2 separate regions of the Homo sapiens genome follow, and region 1 is linked to region 2. Evidence: chromatin contacts called from ENCODE Hi-C or POLR2A ChIA-PET data. All regions are on one chromosome and are shown on one strand. Each heading gives the region's core, a stretch centred on a gene start or an enhancer-like site at or near the end of the contact. The rest is flanking DNA. Distances are from core to core; before and after follow the strand shown. Region 1 overlaps MMP24-AS1-EDEM2 (MMP24-AS1-EDEM2 readthrough). Region 2 overlaps TRPC4AP (transient receptor potential cation channel subfamily C member 4 associated protein).

Evidence for each region. Hi-C counts contacts between places; a loop is a spot of excess contacts on that map. ChIA-PET counts read pairs that join two places held with the same protein, here RNA polymerase II (POLR2A). Pooled maps may share reads with other maps.
Region 1: a loop to region 2 is called in a pooled map, with 2.7 times the contacts of the local background. The contact joins two enhancer-like sites. A Hi-C loop is called at or near these places in 1 of 50 pooled maps. POLR2A ChIA-PET finds 5 or more read pairs at or near these places in 7 of 52 experiments (Caco-2, OCI-LY7, Panc1 and 4 more).

What each region holds. Positions count from the first base shown.
Region 1 is chr20:35,250,306-35,257,779 of GRCh38, forward strand. All of the region lies in intron 2 of MMP24-AS1-EDEM2 (MMP24-AS1-EDEM2 readthrough), which reads right to left. MMP24 (matrix metallopeptidase 24) reads left to right here. Exons shown (of 9, transcript NM_006690.4): 3 at 1,600-1,716; 4 at 4,145-4,449. Among named protein-coding and RNA genes, the nearest start is that of MMP24-AS1-EDEM2, 24 kb to the right of the region's middle. Within about 2 kb of position 1,911, at least 5 of the 41 ENCODE cell types and tissues checked have a DNase peak (open chromatin) inside an H3K27ac peak, as active enhancers do.
Region 2 is chr20:35,064,301-35,071,846 of GRCh38, forward strand. TRPC4AP (transient receptor potential cation channel subfamily C member 4 associated protein) reads right to left here. Exons shown (of 19, transcript NM_015638.3): 3 at 4,996-5,112. Among named protein-coding and RNA genes, the nearest start is that of TRPC4AP, 25 kb to the right of the region's middle. RefSeq lists an enhancer at 6,038-6,207. Within about 2 kb of position 5,876, at least 3 of the 41 ENCODE cell types and tissues checked have a DNase peak (open chromatin) inside an H3K27ac peak, as active enhancers do.

The DNA of each region.
Region 1 (7,474 bases), core at 661-3,160, 180 kb after region 2:
TCCCAGCACTTTGGGAGGCCAAGGTGGGCAGATCACCTGAGGCTAGGAGTTCAAGACCAGCTTGGCCAACATAGTGAAACCCTGTCTGTACTAAAAGTACAAAAATTAGCCAAGCGTGGTGGTGCGCGCCTGTAATCCCAGCTACTACTCAGGAGGTTGAGGCAGGAGAATTGCTTGAACTTGGGAGGCAGAGGTTGCAGTGAGCTGAGATGGCACCACTACACTCCAGCCTGGGCAACAGAGCGAGACTCTGTCTCAAAAAAAAAAAAAGAAAGAAAGAAAGAGAAATACCTGAAACTGGGTAATTTATAAAGAAAAGAGGTTTAGTTGGCTCAGGGTTCCACAGGCTTTACAGGAAGCATGGCTGGGGACGCCTCAGGAAACTTTCAATCGTAGTAGAAGGCAAAGGGGAAACAAGCACATCATCATATGGCAGGAGCAGGGGGAAGAGTGAGAAGGGGGAGGTGCTCCACACCATTAAACAACCAGATCTCATGAGAACTCACTCACTATCAGCAGAACAGCAAGGGGGAAGTCTGCCTGCATGGCCCAATCACCTCCCACCAGGCCCCGCCTCCAACAGAGACACAAATCAAAACATATCACCTGGTAACAAACAGATATCAGGATTTACGTAATTTCAGGCACTGGGCTACCTTCTTTTGAGGATACAATGATGAATAGGACATAGTTCCTGTCCTCAATTTACCATTTATTAGAGGAAATAAACCAATAAATTTTAAATCACAACACAATATAATAAGTGCTGCAGAGAATTATGTTCCACATCCCACAGTTGTTAAGCCACTTCTTTTTTTTTTTTTTTTCCTGAAACGGCATTTCACTCTTCTTGCCCAGGCTGGAGCACAATGGCACAATCTTGGTTCACTGCAACCTCCGCCTCACGGGTTCAAGCAAGTCCCCTGCCTCGGCCTGCTGAGTAGCTGGGATTACAAGTGTGAACCACTGCAGCTGGCTAATTTTTTTTTTTGTATTTTTAGTACAGATGGGGTTTCACCGTGTTGGCCAGGCTGGTCTCGAACTCCTGACCTCAGATAATCCACCCGCCTCAGCCTCCCAAAGTGCTGGGATTACAGGCGTGAGCCACCGTGCCCAGCTGAAGAGTTTGAATTTTATTCTCAGTGTTTGGGGAAGTCGCTGGAGGCTTTTAACCAGGGCATCCTGTAATCTCATTGCATTTACAGAGCATTTTCACATGTACTTCCTCCTTGAAGACGCACCTCCACCTAAGACCAAGAACTAGAGTTCTCATGTTGCAGAGGAGGAAACTGAGGTTCATATTGGTTCAGCCACTTGCCTGGGGGTCCTATGACTAGTGGTGGAGCTGGAGCTTATCAAGCCCATATATTCTGATTCTCAGTCTTTATACAGCTATTTCCTCATCTATGATTGTGAGTGCATGAATTAATGAATCAATCAATCATGTTCTTGTTGGGGTCCATCCAAGCCAGGGTCCCAGAGTGTAGCTTGAGGATGCACATTGCTTTCCAGACTGGAGCTGGGGAATAGGCAGTCCCTTCCTAAAGTGTTCAGTGACCACAGTGCATATGCGTGTGTGTGTGTCCTCTCTCTGCCCAGGTGGATGAAGAAACCCCGATGTGGTGTCCCTGATCACCCCCACTTAAGCCGTAGGCGGAGAAACAAGCGCTATGCCCTGACTGGACAGAAGTGGAGGCAAAAACACATCACCTACAGGTGCTTCGACTCTCCCTCTTCCTCCCTGCCTTTGGCTCCACCCTCACTCTGTTTTTCCTGGCCTGAGTTTCAAAGGCTCACAATGTAGGGGGGCCTGGGGATCAGGCTTACAACATAGGCCAAGAGCCAGGCATGTGGGCATTGGCACTAGGTGCTGAGAGCCCATAACCTTGTCCTCCTTGTGGCTTCCACAGGATGCTGTGACTCCAACCTCAGGTTTATTTGGTCCTCTGGGGGCTCTTAGTTGTCTTCTGTTTAGATGCCTATAGTTTTTAGGTTACAGGAAGTGGGGTATGAATGGTTTGGTAACTTTCAGCTGTGAAAAAGAATCGTGGCTTGCAGTGAGCTATATCATGCCACTGCACTCCAGCCTGCGTGACAGAGTGAGACTCTGTCTCCAAAACAAAACAAATGAAACAAAAACCACAAAACAAAACAAACAAAACCATGGCTTAATTCAGTCTCCTTATCACTGCCTGCCAAACCCCATTCCCTCTGATCTGGATCCTCCCACCCCAAAATCCACCTGATGGACTTCACCTGAGATTCCCAACGCAGAGTTCCAGTTGTTTCTTAAGGAGTATAAAGAACTGGGACCTGAATCATAATAGTGTCATCTTTGACTGTCTGGAGGAACCAAGGGCAGAGCAGGATCCATCTCCAAGTCAGATCAGTGGCCCAAGAACTAGATGATGGAGCCCATCACAGCAGACTGAAGCACCGGAGTGAGGCTGGGGCAAGGGCCAGGCATTGAGCAGGCTCAGGTGGGGGTGGGGCAAGGGGCAGGCACTGGACAGGCTCAGGTGGGGCTGGGGCAAGGGCCAGGCATGGGCAGGCTCAGGTGGGGCTGGGGCAAGGGCCAGGCATGGGCAGGCTCAGGTGGGGCTGGGGCAAGGGCCCGGCATGGGCAGGCTCAGGTGGGGCTGGGGCAAGGGCCAGGCATGGGCAGGCTCAGGTGGGGCTGGGGCAAGGGCCAGGCATGGGCAGGCTCAGGTGGGGCTGGGGCAAGGGCCAGGCATGGGCAGGCTCAGGTGGGGCTGGGGCAAGGGCCAGGCATGGGCAGGCTCAGGTGGGGCTGGGGCAAGGGCCAGGCATGGGCAGGCTCGGGTGGGTGCTGGCTGGCACTTCTCAAGGCTCTGCTGTCATCTCAGGTGGATCCCTTTGGTGCAGAGGCAAGATCTAAGACAGAGATCCTCAAGAGTTGAACTAAGGGCTCCCCTGCTGACAAGCACTCCCTACAGAACGGGACTTTTTTTTTTTTTTTTTTTTTTTCAGAAATCTGACAAGAGAAGGAAAGTTAGGGTTGAACTAAGGGCTCTTCTGCTGATAAGCTGTCCCTTCAGAACGGGATTTTTTTTTTCCAGAAATCTGACAAGAGAAGGAAACTTAAGAATCTAGGTTAGAAACTGAATAGACTCTTGGGTCTCTTGAAGGGGTAGAGTGGATCAAGAGAAAGAAGCACTGGGTTCTAACCCAACTCTGAGTAACTTCTATCACTAGACTTCTCTGGGCTTCAGTTTCCTTACGTGTGGAGTAGGTAGAATAATCCATGCCCCAGAGGGTCACAGGGCAGGGAACCCACAGGTAGTAACGTTGTTTTGTGAAGAACCAATGCAATATGAACACAGCGACGCTAAACAGCTAAACCTATAATGGATTAAATCAGATACCGGCCAGCTTCTAGGCAGACAAGCCAAAGATTGGTACCAAAGATTTTTTAAAGAGACTTTTCACTTAAACTCCTCTCTATTATTTGAATATTTTTATAACTTTTATAAATGAACATATTTCGTATTAGGGAAAAAAACTTAAAATTCAGAAAATGCTATCTACCAATTTCCTTTGGGTTTTTTTTTTTTTTTTTTGAGACAGAGTCTCACTCTTGTTACCCAGGCTGGAGTGCAGTGGTGCAATCTTGGCTCACTGCAACCTCTGCCTCCGGGTTCAAGCAATTATCCTGCTTCAGCCTCCCGAGTAGCTGGGATTACAGACTCACACCACCACGCCTGGCTAATTTTTGTACTTTTAGTAGAGACAGGGTTTCACCATGTTGGTCAGGCTGGTCTCGAACTCCTGACCTCATGTGGTCCGCCAGCCTCGGCCTCCCAAAGTGCTGGGATTACAGGCGTGAACCGCTGCGCCCAGCCCCAATTTACTTTTCTCAACAAACTAGAGTGGAATCCTTTATTCGACACAGCTTTGCTGGAGATCAAATGGAAAACACTGAGTAAAGCAAAGCCATCTGACTGAGGCAGGGTGGGGATCCAGAGCTCTGTTACTCAGCCTCTTCTTCAATCCCTGAGGCAGCTAAGCAGAATTCTAGGGTTCAAAATCAGATCACTGAGCCACATTGTCTCAGGTATCTATTTTAGCTCTGCTAGTCTCTGACTCTCTGATCTTGCCTAATGATCCTCCCCTCTCTCACCAGCATTCACAACTATACCCCAAAAGTGGGTGAGCTAGACACGCGGAAAGCTATTCGCCAGGCTTTCGATGTGTGGCAGAAGGTGACCCCACTGACCTTTGAAGAGGTGCCATACCATGAGATCAAAAGTGACCGGAAGGAGGCAGACATCATGATCTTTTTTGCTTCTGGTTTCCATGGCGACAGCTCCCCATTTGATGGAGAAGGGGGATTCCTGGCCCATGCCTACTTCCCTGGCCCAGGGATTGGAGGAGACACCCACTTTGACTCCGATGAGCCATGGACGCTAGGAAATGCCAACCATGACGGTAAGGCCATGAGGGGACAGGGGTCAGTCTTGGGCTGCTCAGTTGTTGGGAAAGAACTTGGAGGACATCCTAGATGAGTTTCCTGCTTTCTAGAGCCTCTTGTCCAAGAACTAAGACCGTAAGAGGGTGGGAACTGTGATTTCTGATAATATTCAACGTTCAATCCACCAGGGCCAGGGCCATGGAGATGAGTCAGATCACTTAGAAGATAGTCCGGTTGGCAGGAGAAAAGTAAGGTTAGGCCAGTAAGAAGATAAAGTAATGGACCAGAGGCTGAAGAAAAAGTTTAAAAGGGGCCAGGCACAATGGCTCACGCCTGTAATCCCAGTACTTTGGGAGGCCAAGGCAGGTGGATCACCTGAGGTCAGGAGTTCAAGACCAGCCTGGCCAACATGGTGAAACCCTGTCTCCACTAAAAATACAAAAATTATCTGGGCGTGGTGGCGGGTGCCTGTAATCCCAGCTACTCAGGAGGCTGAGGCATGAGAATCGCTTGAACCCAGAAGGCAGAGGTTGCAGTGAGCCGAGATCGCACCATTGTACTCCAGCCCAGGCGACAAGAGTGAAACTCCATCTCAAAAAAAAAAAAAGTTAAAAGGCATTAAAGCTGAAAGAGGGGTCTGAAAGTAGTAGGCTCTGGCCTGAATGATGAGGGCTCCAAAAGCCATCTTATGAATGACACGACTGGCTCTCTCCTTTGTCACCCTCACAGGTGAGTAGCAGGCCCTGAAATTATTCTGGCATCCTTGGATAATTTACCCTGCACCACTATGGTTCAATGAATATTTATGGAGGCAGAGTCAATACCGTGCAGCAATAGTAATGATACCCTGCAGGTTGCCAAAAAATTCATCATCAATATTTACTCACAAGGCACATGCTTAGTATGTAGGCAAGTGTACATTATTACACCCATTTTTAAGATGAAGAGTTGGGGCTCAACTGGCATAGCTGAAAGGTGACAATGCAGGTATCAAGCCCTGGTTCAACTACTGGCTATGTGATACCCTCGGTCTCCTCGTCTGCAAAGTGAGGGGCTGGATTAGGTGATCGCTAAGGGCCCTTCCAACTCTAATGAACATGATACAAAGTCTTGCAAAGACCAGGGGGAGCTGAATGTTTGAAAAAAATGGCATGATCTCTGTCCCCTGGCAGTCCAGAGTCAGTCTAGCAGGGGAGTTAGGTGTGCACGTAAGTAACCCTGTCATAGACAGACTCTACCCAAGGCTGTAGCAGAGGCACAAAGAAATATGTAGGAGTTTGGAGGAAAGAGGGACAGAGGAGTGTGGCTTTTGGATTATAAGAGATGATAATTAGTGGGTATGCTGGTGTTCTGAGGCCCGTGCCAAGTGCTTGCCACCCATTATGTGTGGAAACTATTATATCTATTAATACATTATAATGCATAATTAAATTTATGTATTAAGCAATATATAATGTTAAATTATTATTATAGGTAAATATTGCTATCTTCATTTTACAGATAGGTAAACTGAGATATAGAGAAACATTAAGTCACCTACCTAAGGTCCCACAGTTGGTGAATGGTGAAATAAGGCTTTGAATCTGGGCATTATGGCCCTGGAGCCCATGCTGTCAGCCATCATGCTAAGCTTCCATGGTTCTCAAACTGTAGGGCACAGCAGAATCACCTGGGAACCATTTTTAAGAATTCAGATTCCAGGCCAGGCACGGTGGATCACACCTGTAATCCCAGCACTTTGGGAGGCCGAGGCAGGTGGATCACCTGAGGTCGGGAGTTCAAGACCAGCCTGGCCAACATGGTGAAACCCATCTCTACGAAAAACACAAAAATTAGCCAGGCATGTTGGCAGGTGCCTGTAATCCTAGCTACTCTGGAGGCTGAGGCAGGAGAATCCCTTGAACCCGGGAGGCGGAGGTTACAGTGAGCCGAGATCATGCCACTGCACTCCAGCCTGGGCAACAGAGATTCCGTCTCAAAAAAAAAAAAAAAAAAAAAAAAAAGACTGCAGATTCCAGGACCCTAACCTCTTGTCATTCTGATTCTCTGGGTCCGGGGTAGGGCCTGGGAATCTGCAAGTGGTCTAATACATTCCTGGGGCCTTCTGATGCAGGTGTTCCATCACCATGAGAAACGCTATCTTAATACCTAGAGTTTTCCTACCTGGCCTGATCATAAGAACCAATGGGGGTTCTTGTTATAAACGGGGATTCCCAGGCCCTTCCCACAGAAATCCTGACTCTTGAGCTCAAACAAGCTTGGGAAACACCGAGCATCCTTTTTTCCTGCCCTGCGGCTGCTCCAGGCTGAGAGCAGACTCTCAAAGCTGGTTTGGTGTCTATAGTTGGGGCCATGTTTGGTGTCTATAGTTGGGGATCACCTCCTTGAGAACACTTTATATCATCGCATGGATTAGGGATTGGCAGCTCTGGGGTTATCTGTCAAAGGCTGGACCAGGAGGTGGTTTGGCCAAGGCTCAGCCTAGGCAAAGTCATGAACCTGTTAAATTGTTCTTTGTCCTCTTCTTTCTTCAGATTTTTGTCCTCTTTCCTATTGAACTCCGTTTCCTTTGCCCTGGTATCTCTCCCGTATGTCCTGCATGTATTCCTGGCTGAGTACCTGTTCTTTATCTCATTCTTATTTTTGGATCGGTGTCAACGAATGGCTGTCTGTGCTAACAGATAAGATGTGAGGAGAAGAGAACTAATATTTTTGAGGCCCTGTTATGTGCCAGGCACTGTTAGCTGATAGGGTTTTAGTTATATTCCTGATAGAGGCAAATGAATGTCCAAAGAGTTGTCCAGAGGCAACGGGAAGACACTCCCACTCCTCTGCCCTCCCCTTCTGCCCAGCACTGGGGGTGTGCACTTCCCACACCTGCTCCTTGCTTTTGCAGAACTTGTTGGACCCAGCCCCCAAATCCCAAGAGCCGGTGGTATGTGTGGGAAGGACCGGGGACCTGTGGATGGGCACCATCCCAGCACCTCTCCCATCTGTCCAACCCTAACCTTCATGAAAGACTGCCAATTCTGATAGAAATTC
Region 2 (7,546 bases), core at 4,626-7,125:
TGAAGAAGGAAGATTCCATAGCATTTTTTAAATTAAAAAGCCAGCAGGCAAATCTTTGAGACTAGACAGTTCAGCTTGAGGGTCTGAGAAAGCCTCTGCTCATCTCAAACCAGCAACAAATCTTTAGAAAGTAATTCACATGCCATGAGATTGCTCGTGGCATGAATGTGACACTATAATTCAACATCCTGAATTAAGAGAGATGTGTTATTTTAGCTTAAAGCAGCAGATTAAAAATAAAAATCCTAAACTACTACACCACAGATTGTCAATTCTAGAGAAGCACTGGGCTCAGCTTTCTGCACATCTGTATTTATTGTTAACTGCACTTGCAGGAGGGAAAAGAAAGAAGTCTCATGACTTGAGGCAACAATGAAAACTGCCCTGAACATATGCCTGCTTTGCTTTGTATAATAGAGACCTAAGGTCATCCTCTAGAAAAGGTGAAGTAATTATTATACAGTATATAACCATTTTATAGCCTGTTTTCATCATGAATTTTCCCATATTACTATAACTTTAACATTATATTAACAACTTCATAAAATTCAACAAAATAGATAGAATAACCATTATCTTCTCCTGGTAGATAGTCATTACAAATAATGTTACACCTAACGGTCTTGGTATACACAAGCTTTATCTCATTTTGACTTACGTCTTCATCAGAGTCACAGAAATGGAAACAACAGGGCAAAATGAGTAGTAATGTTTAAAGCTCTGAAGTATACTACACCAATTCTTCTCAAAAGAGATCACATTCATCCAAGTAAGACGTAAGATGCTCAAGTGCATAGAATGTATTTAAAATAAATTAACTTCAAATGGAAGATAGACTATGTCAGTGAATAAAAGTTCCTGAATGCCAAGCAATGGCTTACACCTGGCCCACAATTACTGAAAAGCTGGAAGATTTTTACCTACAAATCTAGATTTCCCATAACCTCTCAGGGAAACACTCAATGGGAGAGGAAGAGTCATTTCCTCCATAAAAGCAGGCACACACTCTCTAGCCCAAAACATTCCCCATACTCATTTAATTTATGCAGATGAGCTTGCTCTGGGTCTGCTTCACTCCACTTAGTTACATACTTCACATCTGCTTTGTAAACTCTAAGACACACTTTTCACAGTCATGTTATGGATAGGGTCAGGCTGACAAGGAGTGATCCCACTGAGCTTTGGGCAGCATGACCAAGAGAGGCTTACTTTGGGTTCTTGCTAGTTATTAGCAGAGGAAGAAATAACAAGCTGTTTGGAAAATACTACCAGCAGCAGGACAGCAAGAGAGTTCACTAACAAATGCACCCAAACTGAAGGTCAGTGAGGTGCATAATTACTTAAGCAGGAGCCCATGTTTATAAAATGACTGGGATTCCTGGAGAAGCTGCCCTAACTCAAAGCAGGAAAGAAAAACCCCCACAAAATCAAGAACAGTTGATCCAAAGATGTCCGAAGATGGGATAGGCTCCTACTAGAGAGCCACATTTCCACTGCAAATAGACACAGGCTACAGACCTACATTATTATTTTTCCTCCCATAAATACATCAGTTCTTACTAAGTAGATTTCTTGATGAAACAATTCAAAAGTAAAGGGTCTCTTGAGCTAGCCAAGTAAGTAAATGCCCTAGGACCACCGACACTGCTGTGGAGAGGGAATGCGGAGCAGCAGTTAAAGAAGAAAGGCTGTGGCTGATGCCATGCATGCAGATGTCACACTCAATCTTTACTTTACTGGAAAATGGTAGCTTTAAACAAAAGGAAACTTTAATAATTGAAGTATAACGTGATACCGCATAAAGAGTACAATTTTTTTTTTTGAGATGGGGTCTTGCTCTGTCACCCAGGCTGCAGTTCATGGTGCGATCTCGGCTCACTGTAGCCTCAACCTCCCGGACTCAACCAATCCTCCCACCCAGCCCCCATCAAGCAACTGGGACTGCAGGCCATGTGCTACCACAATCGGCTAATTTTTTTAATTTTTAGTAGTGATGGGGTTTTGCCGTGTTGCCCAGGCTGGTCTCTAACTCCTCAACTCATGCAATCCGCCTGCTTCGGCCTCCTAAAGTGCTGGGATTACAGGCATGAGTCACTGTACCTGGCCATGAGTATAAATTGCACATGTAGTTTTACACACTGAACACCATTCCTGTACAATCGCCACATAGATCAAGATAAAGACTAACCATAATACCCAGAAATGCCCTCTCCCTCATGTTCACTTCAGGTAATGGGGTTAAGGGCAGATATCTAGGGGAGCAAAGTCAGATCCTAACCCCTCAGTCATTACACCAAAATAAACTTCAAATGATGCAAAAATTTAAACATACACAATAAAAACTGTAAAATATTAGAAGGAAATAGGCATGGTTTAAATCCAACAGTGGGAAAGGCATGAACCAAAACTCTGAAGCCATTATAGTAAAACACTGATCAATCTGACAATCTAAAAATTAAACATTTCTAATTTTAAAATAACATCAAAATTTAATTCTCAAAATAGTAAAAAAACACAAATGACAAAGGCCTTTAAAAAATCAAAAGCACTTACAGATCAATAAGAAAAAGGACAAATAATCAAATCGAAAAAGGTGCAAAACAGAAAACTGGCAGAAAAGGAACTACTTATAAACACAAGAAAAAATATCCAATCTCAGTCATAGAAGAATGAATTTTAAAAACTATGCAGAGAATTTATAAAGAACTCTTACAACACAATATTCAAAAGAGATATATCTCAACTAAGAAATTGAAAAAGGAGAGACAGACATTTCTCCAAGGAAGATATACAAATGACAAACTCAAGAATAAGATGGTCATCATTGGCAATCAGAGAAATTCAAATCAAGACCACAATGAGATGTCTCTTCACACTCACTAGAATGGCTGTAATCATTACAGGGCTGGAGCGGGGGCTCATGCTTGTAATCCCAGCACTTTGGGAGGCCAAGGCTGGGGGACTGTTTGAGTCCGGGAGTTTGAGACCAGTCTGGGCAACAAAGCAAAACGCCATCTCAGTACTTTTTTTTTAAATTTTAAAACACTTTCAAAATGACAGATAACAAGTGTTGGCAAGGATACAGAAAAACTGAAACCCTTATACACTGCTGGTGGCAATGTAAAATGGCAGGGCCTCTTGGAAAACATTCTGGCAGTTCCTCAAACAATTAAACATAGAGTTACCCCATATGACCCAGCAACTGTATTCCTAGGTATGTATATGCCTGAGAGAAATGAAAACATGTCCACAAAGAACCTGTGCAAGAATGTTTATAGCACTGTTATTCATAATAGCAAAAAGACGGAGGCAATCCAAATGCCTCTCAACAAATAAAAAATGTGGCATATCCACACTGTGAAACATCATTTGACCATAAAAATGAGTGTTGATACATGCTACAACACAGATGAATCTAGAAATCATTACGCTAAGTGAAAAGAAGCCAGTCACAAAAGACCACATATTATATAACTAAATTTATACAAAACGTCCACGACAGAGAAATCTATAGAGACAAAAAGTATACTAGTGTGGGGAGAGGGGGAGGAGGTGGTAGAGGTAGGGGAGTGCTAGATAAAACACATGGAGTTTCTTTTTTGAGGTGATGAAAATGCTCTAAAGTTGACTGTGGTGATGGTTGCACATATCTGCAAATATACTAAGAACCACTGAATTGTGTACTTCAAATGGGTGAAATGTATGGTATATGAACCATATCTTAATAAAGCTGATTAAAAAAAACTATGGAAAAATATCACTTTTCTCATAACTGCTTAGTAAATACTTAAAATACACTGTTTGTGGAAGGGGGCTTCTGGGTACTGGTAATGTTCTATTTCCTAATTTGGGTGGTAGTGCAAAAGTGAATGTATTTTGTGGTAATTATTGGTGTACTTTTCTGTATGAAGGTTATACTTCAGTAACAAAGTCTATAAAAATACACACATAAACACAGTATGTTGGTGATGGTATGGGTAAACAGACGCTCATACTTTGTTCCTGGGGATATAAACTGACAAAACTTCTTAGGTAGGTAAACTTCAGATTTATAAACAATAAAAAACATACGTTCTTGTTCCAAAGGTATATACTCACATGTATACAAAAATATGTAAAAGATCTTTACTGCAACCTTGTCTGTAAGAGAAATGGTGTGGAAAAATTATAAATGCCAGTCAACTGGGGCCTGGGTAAATAAATTATGGCACAATCACACCAGGAAACACTAACCATTTAATTTTTTTTTGAGAGCTCATCACCCAGGCTAGAGTGCAGTGGTATGATCTTGGCTCACGGCAACCTCTGCCTCCCGGCTTCAAGCAATTCTCCTGCCTCAGCCTCCTGAGTAGCTGGGATTACAAGTGCCTGCCACCGTGCCCATCTAATTTTGGTATTTTTAGTAGAGACAGGGTTTCACCATCTTGGACAGGTTGGTCTCGAACTCCTGACCTCACGATCCACCTGCCTTGGCCTCCCAAAGTGCTGGGATTACAGGCGTGAGCCACTGCGCCCGGCCTAAAATTGTTTTAATTAAAAAAAAAAAAAGAAGAAGAAAGAAGGTACAGAATAGTGTAGCCGTGTATATGGTATATCACTCTATGTGCGGAGAAAATAAACTAAGGTGGAGGTGGTGGGGAATATTTACACACACACACACACACACACACACACACACAAAAAAAACAAAACATCTTAAGCAGGACACACAAGAAACTAGTAATCACAACTGGTTCTGAGGAGGGGACACTGGGAAATTTAGAGATGTACTTTTCACTTAGTATTTTTTTAAAAAGGTATACACCAATTTAAATAAATGAATTCTTCTGAAGTAAAAACTATGCTGCTTCAACATGTAAATGCCGCTAAGCTTCTAAAAGTTAAAATCTGAAATGTTATAAATTCTGAAATCTTTCCTATCTCCCATTTCAAAAGTTAAATTCCCAAACCATTAAGCAGTAGTAACAGCAGTAGTAATAATAAATAGCTACTTACATCAACACCTCCAAACAAGTCAAAAATGTAAGTATTTGGATAAGTGGTTTCTTGGGTAAGTTTCCTCTCTTCAGTAACAAATGCCATAGCCTCCATGGAGAGAAGAGGAGAAATTTCCTAGTTTTTTTAAAAAAAAGTACATACATTGTTTTAGTAACCAACACAGACCAGACACTAAAGCATCAGTTTGAGCTTTAGTCCCAACTGGAGTTCCCATGAACACAAAGACAGTCCCCAATGAACCACACTTCCTAGTATTCAGGCCCCTGTAAAGCCCCTTCTCACACTAAATCTGGGCTGGTATGACACACCTCAACTAACAGCATGTGGTAGAAGTGACACTAGGCCACTTCCAGCACAAGCCTTAAGAAAGCCAGGCTCACACCTGTAATCCCAGCACTTTGGGAGGCTAAGGTGGGCGGATTACTTGAGGCCAGGAGTTTGAGACCAGCCTGGCCAACATGGCAAAACCCCATCTCTACTAAAAGTACAAAAATTAGCCGGATGTGGTGCTACACACCTGTAATCCCAGCTACTCAGGAATTTGAAGTACAAGAAGCACTTGAGCCACGGAGGCAGACGTTGCAGTGAGCCAACATAGAGCCACTGCACTCCAGCCTCGGCAACAGAGGGAGACTCTGTCATTAAAAAAAAATAAAAAGCCTGACAGACTTCGCTCTTGCCATCCTGGAACCCAAACATCATGCTGTGAGAACACAGCCAATGGGGAGGCCATAAGGAGAAGAAATGAGGCCAAGAGCAACATCCTTAGTTGATCTCCAGCTGACAGCCAGCACCAACCTGCCAGGGATGTGAGAGAGACCATTTTGGACATTCCAGATATCTCAGTACCACCCTACCCAACAGCACATGAAGCAGAGGAGCCACTCAGTCAACCAAGAATTGTTGACAGATAAATGATTCTTGTTACTTCCGGCTGCTAGGTTTCGGGGTGACTAGTTCTGTAGCAATAACCAAGTCACTGCTCAAATATAATCTCCTGCAGGAAGTCTTCTTGATTTCCCCCAACCAGAAGCATGCTCTTCAGACCCCCAAAACAATCTACAACTCATTTGTAACATTTAGCACTTTTACTTTGCACCTATTTACAAACCATTTCTTTTTTTTTTTTTGAGAGGGAGTCTCGCTCTGCCACCCAGGCTGGAGTGCAGTGGCGCGATCTCGGCTCACTGCAAGCTCTGCCTCCCGGGTTCACGCCATTCTCCTGCCTCAGCCTCCCGAGTAGCTGGGACTACAGGCGCCCGCCACTGCGCCCGGCTAATTTTTTGTATTTTCAGTAGAGACGGGGTTTCACCGTGGTCTCCATCTCCTAACCTTGTGATCCACCCGCCTCGGCCTCCCAGAGTGCTGGGATTACAGGCGTGAGTCACTGCGCCCGGCCAAACCTATGTTATTTCTTCCCTAGACTAAACGTTCCTTGAGGACAACACAAACAGATCCCACTTTGTATTCCCCACAGATTCCAAGACAGAGTATTTGATACAGCACACATAGGGTAGTAGTTCTCAAACTGACGGCCACAGAATCCTTTGTTCATATGGAACAAAGCTAAGAGGAAAAAAAATCTTACAAGAAAACCTAAAACATAGTAAGTTTCAAATAAGTACTTACTTAATGAATAAAGAAATGATGATCACATAGCAAAGATATACAAATATTAATTTCCCTCCCCTTTAACTTCACCTCAATCTCCTGAGATTTTGCAAGAAGCAAATAATGTGCAACTCTTTGAAAAGCATTTTTAAACAAGTTTAAGAAGCTATAATTATTTCTATCAGACTGTGAGATTCAAAATATGAAAATGTCTCTTCTTAAACGTAAAGACTAAGTTTAATTAGTTTCTATTACATTTTAAAATAACTTACTATGTGATATAATAATCAAAACTTCACCTCTGAAGAACACTGTCATTCAGTTTCATTACGTTCAATATAACTTACATGGTTTTTATTTATTTATTTTTGCTGTTTTTTATTTTATTATACTTTAAGTTCTAGGGTACTTGTGCACAACATGCAGGTTTGTTACATATGTATACATGTGCCATGTTGGTGCGCTGTACCCATTAACTCGTCATTTATATTAGGTATATCTCCTAATGCTATCCCTCCCCCCTCCCCCCACCCCATGCCAGGCCCTGGTGTGTGACGTTCCCCACCCTGTGTCCAAGTGTTCTCATTGCTCAATTCCCACCTATGAGTGAGAACACACGGTGTTTGGTTTTCTGTCCTTAACGATAGTTTGCTCAGAATGATGGTTTCCAGATTCATCCATGTCCCTACAAAGGACATGAACTCATCATTTTTTATGGCTGCATAGTACTCCATGGTGTATATGTGCCACATTTTCTTAATCCAGCCTACCATTAAATGGACATTTGGGTTGGTTCCAAGTCTTTTGCTATTGTGAATAGTGCTGCAATAAATATACACGTGCATGTGTCTTTATAGCAGCATGATTTATAATCCTTTGGGTAAATACCCAGTAATGGGATGGCTGGGTCAAATGGTATTTCTAGTTCTAGATCCTT